Regions from separate parts of the Homo sapiens genome. Here region 2 is linked to region 1. The links are chromatin contacts, found by Hi-C or POLR2A ChIA-PET in ENCODE. All regions are on one chromosome and are shown on one strand. The core of a region is the stretch at or near the end of the contact, and the rest is flanking DNA. Distances in the headings are between cores, read along the strand shown. Region 1 holds the start of CIPC (CLOCK interacting pacemaker). Region 2 holds the start of ADCK1 (aarF domain containing kinase 1).

Region 1 (4,014 bases), core at 609-3,108:
TTTTGTTCACAATCTTCTGGTACTTATCCCATTCTCTTTCATATTATTTATTACAGCGCGTCTTATTTCCCATATCAGATTTTAAGTTATCTGAAGGCAGATTGTTTTATTCCACTTCAAAAGAAGGCAATATATTAATAGCTTCATGGATAAAAGCCACGGTTTTCGTTTGTTTGTTTTGGTGAGACGGAGATTTGTTGCCCAGGCTGGAGTGCAATGGCACGATCTCGGCTCACCGCATCCTCCGCCTCCCAGGTTCAAGCGATTATCCTGCCTCAGCCTCCCGAGGATTACAGGCATGTGCCACCACGCCCAGCTAATTTTGTATTTTTAGTAGAGACGGGGTTTCACCGTGTTGCCCAGGCTGATCTTGAACTCCTGACCTCAGGTGATCCGCCCGCCTCGGCCTCCCAAAGTGCTGGGATTACAGGCGTCAGCCACTGTGCCTGGCCAAAGCCATGGGTTTTTAGTTGAGTCCTAATGGGCAAAAACGCCACACAACTGGAAAAAAATACCACCTGCGTCATAAACTTGTAAGGAATCATAAAAGGATGCATATAAAGCGGCCCGGCTCCTAATTACTTGGTAATTGTTAACTATTGCTTTCACTCTGTCCCCAAAACAAAAGCCTTACATGGTGTAGGCATATTACTTGTTGGTAAAGCTGACTACTAACAAGTACACCCATACCCAGTAATACATTAGAATTACCTGTGTCTAGAGGACTAACGTGATTAACCACGACCTAGCAGCACTTACAAAGGCCTGGATGACCAGTATAAAACAATTCCCCACTATCTAAATCAGCACTGTCCAATATAACTTTCTGCGATGCTGGGAATGGGCTATATATAATCTGCACTGTCCAATAAAGAGGTCACTGAGCTCCTGAAATGTGGCTAGTACAACTGAGAAACTTATCCAGTCGTTAGTGACCATCTTACTGGACAGCTCAGCTCTTGAATCTGCCTCGACCCGTCAACTCTTTAAACTCGCCCATGTCCTCTTTTTCACTAGCGAAATAATTCTTTTTCTAAGTAACCTTCACTGATTCAAGGCATCAGAACGTCAACTGATCCCAAGCCCTTTTTTTCTTTAGCTGTTACACACGTGTGTTCACCGTGAACCTTCACCAAGAAACAGCATCCATATAAAACCCATAGCACATGACAAAGTCAGTCAAACATCAAAGGTCATGAAATCATCTACTTAAAATAACTCATCGCGCCTCGACCTCGTGAAGCACGGTCTCGAGGGTGGACGGGAACAAAAAACAAACAGGGCGACAGGCGTAGAGAAAATGCGAGGAGCACGCGGGGAGGTCTGGCACCCCTGTCACGGCGACTCCAGGCTGAGGCCGCCCGCACGCCCGCTCTCCCACGCCGGGCACTGTCGCTCCCGGCACGCGCACAGGCCGGACACGACTCGCCCCGGCCCCCACCCCCAACGGCGGCACGGCGGCACGGCGGCACGCACCAAGACAGTGCGAGAGTCGCTCCTCTCTCTGTATCGACTCCAAGCCGGCCCCACCCCCGGCTCCTCTGAACCCCGCCTGGAAACCTTGCCCAAGCCGCTCATTGCTCAAGGCCCCCGTACAAAATGGCGGCGAGGCCTGAGGAACCAACCATAGAGACGCCCGCCGGCCGCGGACAGAGCGTAGGCCTCTGAGCGCTGGCCCCGCCCCGCGCCGGCCTGGTCTTCCGGCGGGGGCGGGGAAAGGGCGCATTTCCAAGGGCCCTTCTAGGAGAACAGCGTGCGGTCTCCATGGTGCCGGGTCATCCGAGTCGGGTCACGTGGCTGGCGAAAGCCGTCGCGGAGGCGTGGGGAGGAGAAATGGGCGGGAGGCTGTGGGGATAGCGAGACACCCAGCGACGACGAGGTTGTCATGGTGCCGCGGGGCCGTGCTCGCGCATGCGCCACCTGACCCACAGGCCGGTCGTGGAGCTGCGACCCCGGCCCTAGGTGAGAAAGGGAGGGCTCGGTCCGGGAGGAGGGGAGCAGGGATGACGGCGGGAGAGGGATTGGGCGAGGAGCGTGGGGAAAGGAGGTGGAAGTAGGGGAGAGAGGAAGAGGAGCGAGTAGGCAAGAGGGGCAAACCGGGACTTTCGGAGGACGGAGAGCCAAATGGTGGGAGCAGGGCTTTGGTTTGCTGTGAGGGGCGTGGGAGAGGGAATCGCGGGTGAGGAGGGGGCTGCGTGTGGGGAGGAGGCTTGTGTGAGGGGCAGGTGGGCCCTGGTCTAGCCCTGGGCGCAACCGCCAGCCGGCTGGGCGGGGAGAGAGCTTGGAGTCCAGCCCGGCTGGGAGCTGAGGGCCAAGCAATGGGCAGGTGAGTGGGCGCCAGAACTAGTAACTGGGCGAGGGTCCTGGGCTTCCGGTTTGAGGTCGGGGGTGGTACCCTGTTCTGGCTCCAGGGCACAGGTGTGCTGCCTTTTCCAGAGACCTGCCGTCACCCTCGTTGCTGGTTGTTTCCCCTGAGTGGCCAGCTTGCCAGGCTTGGTGTCGGGGGTAGTGTTTCTGGGGAGAAGGTGGGCAGTGCCAAGTAAGGAGTTAAGTGGTTAGTGGGTGGGTTCGGGGGAGCTCTGATCCCGGCCCAGGTCACAGGCTGGAGCTAGGCTCCCTGTTATTGCTCAAGTCCTGGCAGTATGCATTGCCTGGGCGTTTGCCCTGGAAGGCTGGTGGTATGCCAGTCACAGCACAGTACTAGGGTCTGCCCAGTTTTGCCCTGCTGAGCTGGCAGGCTGGTGGATGCCTGGAGGGTGCACATGCTGCCTGGCACAGATGCAACGTGGGCTGGTGCGAATGGGTAGGTGGGCACTGTTACTGTGAACTAATTGCAGCAGGGGATCGGAGAAAGTTCTCTAAGCTCATCTCCCCTTTGAAAGGTGAAAATAGAGCCAAACTGGTCTAAAACATAGGAAATTGTATGGAATTGGGGTTCAGGATCTTTGACACGAATTTTCAGCCAAGTTGGAGAAATGGAATGAATGTGGAAGGGAAGATGAATATTAGACATTTAGGTAGACAGGGTTTTTCCACTGTTAAGATACCCAGACATTCTCCCAGAATGGTATCCCTGAATATGCAGGCCAAAAGAAAATGACTTCGGAGAAAAGCTAGTAATGTATTTATAATTCTAACGGGGATTACTCAAGGTTTTCTTTCTGTGACCTTATCACTTTATTGTATTTAAGCCTCTGGTTGGGCTTTTACCTCACACTTCTGTCCAGGCACACATGTTATACACGTGACACATTTTAAAGGGAACTTGAGCTTCCAGGAATGTTGCCAAGTGTCTATAAAAGGAGAGATCTGAAAGCAGCATTTCAGATCCTTTTCTTGTAACCCTGGATCTCCTTTTTAATCATAAGGACAAATCTTCACAAAGATTGTTTGTGGATTAGATCAACCCTTAATTTGGATGGTGGATTTGTCCCTGACGTTTCAACTTAGAATAAGGGGTAGATCAAATATCTGTTTCCTGCAGGGGACCAGACGTGGAGGTTAGATCTTAAGGTGACCGTGGTGTTTGGAAATGCAGAATCTTGACCTTCAAGCTGTTCAGGTATTTCTGTGACTGCTAAGCTACTAGAGCTGTCAGAGACTCAGCAGGTCAGAGATTTGTTGGAATTTATTACTCTATTGAATGCCTCATGTTAATTGTTGGGGGCTGAGGTTGCAAAGATGAAAAAAACAACTCGAGGTTGAGGAGACAAATAATTAGACTAATGTCAGAAGTGCAAAAAGAGTAGTAAGAGCTAAATGCTTTGGAGCACTTGCTAGGATTTTGAATTTTGTCCCCTTATATAAACTTATATATTTATTGATTCACTTTCTTTCTTTCTTTTTTTTTTTTTTTTTTTGAGACGGAGTCTCACTCTGTCACCCAGGCTGGAGTGCAGAGGCACAATTTCGGCTTACTACAATCTCTGCCTCCCAGGTTCAAGCTATTCTCGTGCCTCAGCCTCTTGAGAAGCTGGGATTACAGGCACACATCCCCAAGCCCAGCTAATTTTT
Region 2 (4,014 bases), core at 382-2,881, 700 kb after region 1:
TCTCCCACCTCAGCCTCCCGAGTAGTTGGGATAACAGGTGCCCGCCACTATGCTGGGCTAATTTTTCTTTTTCTTTTTTTTCTTTTTGGAGACAGAGTCTCACTCTGTTGCCTAGGCTGGAGTGCAGTGGCGTGATCTCAGCTCACTGCAACCTCCGCCTCCCGGGTTCAAGCGATTCTCCTGCCTCAGCTTCCTGAGTAGCTGAAATTCCAGACGTGCACCACCACACCAGGCTAATTTTTGTATTTTTAGCAGAGACAGATTTCACTATGTTGGCCAGGCTGGTCTCAAATTCCCGGCCTCAAGTGGTCCGCCCACCTTGGCCTCCCAAGGTGCTGGGATTACAGGAATGAGCCACCGCACCCGGCTTAATTTTTCTATTTTTAGTAGAAATGGGGTTTCACTATGTCGGCCTGGCTGGTCTCCAACCCCTAGCCTCAGGTGATCTGCCCGCCTCAGCCTCCCAAAGTGCTGGGATTACAGGTGTGAGCTACTGCGTCCTGCCCAGCCAGCATTATTATTATTATTTTTGAGACGGAGTTTCGCTGTTGTTGCCTAGGCTGGAGTGCAATGGCGTGACCTCGGCTCACCGCAACTTCTGCCTCCCGGGTTTCTAGTGCCTCAGCCTCCTGAGTAGCTGGGATTACAGGCATGCACCACTAGGCCTGGCTAATTTTTGCTATTATTAGTAGGGACGGGGTTTCTCCATGTTGGTCAGGTTGGTCTCAAACTCCCGACCTCAGGTGATCTGCTAGCCTTGGCCTGCTGGGATTACAGGCGTGAGCCACCGCCCCGCCAGCATACATCAATTGTCAGTAAATTTCTTCTTCGCCTACTAGTTCCAATATCTTATTTAAAATCTATGGCCCGGTGAGGTGGCTCAGGCTTGTAATCCCAGCACTTTGGGAAGTCAAGGCGGGTGGATTGCCTGAGTTCAGGAGTTCAAGACCAGCCTGGGCAAAATGGCGAAACCCCGTCACTCCTAAAAATACAAAAAATTAGCAGGGCGTGGTAGCACACTCCTGTAATCCCAGCTACTCAGGAGGCTGAGGCAGGAGAATCACTTGAACCCGGGAGGCGGAGGTTGCAGTGAGGCGAGATGGGCCACTGCACTCCAGCTTGGGCGACAGAGTGAGACTCTGTCTCAAAATGAATGAATGAATGAATGAATGAATGAATAAAATCTACGAGGTCGGGCGCAGTGGCTCACTCTTGTAATCCCAGCACTTTGGGCGGGCGGATCATTTGAGGTCAGGAGTTTGAGACCGGCTTGGCCAACATGGTGAAACCCCATCTCTAAAAAAAATACAAAAATTAGCTGTACTGCTTGGGCGACAGAGCGAGACTCAGTCTCAAAAAAAAAAAATCTACAAATCCACTTCATCTTTCATTAAACACGAACCTGGGACGTAGTTAGAATGTCTTGAAGAAAATATTTCAGTAATATTCCAAGTCCGTCGCCCTGGCAAAGCAACAAGGCCACCTGACGGAGTAAGCCCGAGACCCCTGTGCCTCCACAGTACTGCCCGCGGGATCGCGGCGTGGGGAACCAGGAACTACAAGTCCCGGCAGGCCGCGCGCGCCTCGGCTTCACTAAGCGCAGTCAGGTGGCTGTCCCCGCACGGTTCCCAGCTAATTCCCCGCTACCGGGTTGCGGCCGGAAGCCGGGCGCCGCGGCTCTGCTTCCCTCGGGGTGAGTAGGGGCAGCTCGCCGGAGGCCGGCGCAGAGCTCGGGCCGACCAGCCTGGCAGGGCCGCACCGCGCCTGGAGCGCGAGGGAACCGGCATGGACACGCCGGGAGTCGGCCTCTGCTCCGGTTGTGCAGCCGCCCTGGGCGCCGGGAGGGACAGCCCCATGACCTTGTCACCTGGGCCCGGCGCGCGGCCACGTGGCTCGGGTGACTCGCATTGCCCCGCCCCCCTGCAGTGACTTCTCCAGTTTGGCACACCAGTGGGCTTTCATGTGACCTGTCCACTTCAGTGGCACAGTCTTGCAGGCACCCGAGTGGGCAGAGCTGGAGGAGGGCCGGAGGTGGCTCACCCAGACGCCTTCACCCCCTGGTGGCCCTGTGAGTTCCGAGGCAGAAGCAGCTGGAGCTGGAGCGTGGTCTGGGCAAGAGCAGGGGGCGATGCCCATATCCTGGCCCTCCACCCGGTCTTGCGAACGTGCCCCAGACCGCTGCTTATCTCCAGCATCTTGCAGGGCCCTGGGCTTCCAGATCACACAGTAGATATGTGCTAACAGCAGCCAGTGTGTGTGGAGAGCAACCTTTAGATAAGACACCTAGAACAGCCCTCTCCCAGGGTTAAGTGGCATTTACTTTCTACTAACAAGAAAGTCATTCAACAAGTATTTATTGTTTACCTCCATGATACTTGGCACTTAGTAGGTGCTCAAGAAATATTTGCAGAGTTGAAGTGAATTAGACTTTATCTGTGGCTTCATATGTTTTATTTAATAATTTTCTTGGGGCTGGATGTGGTGGCTGATGCCTGTAATCCCAGCACTTTGGGAGGCCAAGATGGGAGGATTGCTTGAGGGCAGGAGTTCAACACCAGGCTGGGCAACATAGTGAGACTCCCGTCTGTATTAAAAGAAAAAAAGGAAAATAAATAAAATAATTTTCTTACTACAGTGGTTCTCAAACTTTAGCATGCACCAGAGTCACCTGGAGAGCTAGTAACAACACACAGTACTGGACCCCATCCCCAAAGTTTCTGATTCTGTAAGTCTGGTATGAGGACCAAGAATTGGCGTTTCTAACATGCACCCAAGTGATGCAGTTGCTGTTGGTCTGGGGACCATACGTTGAGTACCACTGCTTTATAGGAAAAAAAATCCTGTGAACTTAAAGCACTATCTCTTCACACCTGGTTACGGGTCTTTCTGTCTTTATTTGCCAGTTTTACTTTTTTGGTGATTGTAAATATGTGCATATTACTTTGTACACTGTTAACTCCCTCCATATTAATTTATATACAGATTTTAATGTAGTCTATACTTGTCATTTTTCCTGGTTACATCATATTCTACCTTATTGGGTCATTCTTTGCTTGGCCATTTCTCAACTGGCCTCAGGGATGTGCGATTTGATCTGTACTAGAAGAGTGTGCATATTCTTACTTTCTGCTATGCAGTCATTTTCTTGTCAGACAAAGGACCTGTAAGAATATTAGTTGGGGCCGGGTGCGGTGGCTCACACCTGTAATCCCAGCACTTTGGGAGGCTGAGGTGGGCGAATCACTTGAGGTCAGGCGTTCAATGCCAGCCTGGCCAACATGGTGAAACCCCATCTCTACCAAAAATACAAAAAAATTACCTGGGCGTAGTGGTGTGTGCCTGTAGTCCCAGCTACTTGGGAGGCTGAGGAGGAGAACAGCTTGAACCCGGGAGACGGAGGCTGCAGTGAGCCGAGATCGTGTCACTGCACTCCAGCCTGGGCGACTGAGCAAGACTCCGTCTAAAAAAAAAAAATTTAGTTGGGTCAGCCATCCATTTCTTCACCAGGGTAACTCACTAAATATGCCTCCTGGGTTAAGGTTTCCATGTTGCAGGGACTCCAGTGGCCTATTTCAGGGCCCAGCAAGCTGCTTGTTCTTGTGCACTTTTTGCTCTCTTGGTGGGAGCAGTCATACATGGATTCAAGTTCTGCCTCCATCACTTACCAGCTCCTTGGCCAAGTTTTCTACCTTTTCTAAAACACCACTTCCTTATCCATAGATTGAAGCTCTAATAGCATGCACCTCGGAATCTGGTTGTGTGAGTTAATGAGCTAATAAGTGCTTGGTACTGTAGCTCTCCCGTTGGAAGCTCACTCTCTTCTCTTACCTGCTGCTTGCTCTTTGCATCTGGCTTTGCCCTATTCTCCCTCAGTCTGCCTTTCCTAGGATGGACTGAATGGAGGATTTCTATTCCTTGCCTGGGTGAGAATTATTTTTGTTGTCTATTCTGGGACCTTGGCATCAGTCAGGGATTCCTTTTTTTATTTTTTGAGACAGAGTGTTGCTCTGTCGC

The links. A loop is a pair of places that touch in the nucleus more often than their neighbours do. ChIA-PET counts read pairs that join two places held with the same protein, here RNA polymerase II (POLR2A). Pooled maps may share reads with other maps.
Region 2: a loop to region 1 is called in a map with no recorded cell type, with 24 times the contacts of the local background. The contact joins the promoter of ADCK1 here to the promoter of CIPC in region 1. A Hi-C loop is called at or near these places in 1 of 37 single-sample maps with no recorded cell type and 9 of 50 pooled maps. POLR2A ChIA-PET finds 5 or more read pairs at or near these places in 1 of 52 experiments (PC-9).

What each region holds. Positions count from the first base shown.
Region 1 is chr14:77,096,400-77,100,413 of GRCh38, forward strand. It overlaps CIPC (CLOCK interacting pacemaker), which reads left to right and starts at 1,859. Exons shown (of 4, transcript NM_033426.3): 1 at 1,859-1,962. LOC124903350 (a long non-coding RNA gene) reads right to left here and starts at 1,619. Exons shown (of 2, transcript XR_007064275.1): 1 at 1,477-1,619; 2 at 66-501. RefSeq lists enhancers at 1,090-1,139, 1,501-2,330, 2,470-2,629 and a silencer at 1,320-1,469.
Region 2 is chr14:77,798,478-77,802,491 of GRCh38, forward strand. ADCK1 (aarF domain containing kinase 1) reads left to right here and starts at 1,632. Exons shown (of 11, transcript NM_020421.4): 1 at 1,632-1,693. RefSeq lists enhancers at 957-1,495, 1,496-2,034, 2,108-2,157, 2,168-2,247, 3,629-4,014 and a silencer at 1,558-1,917.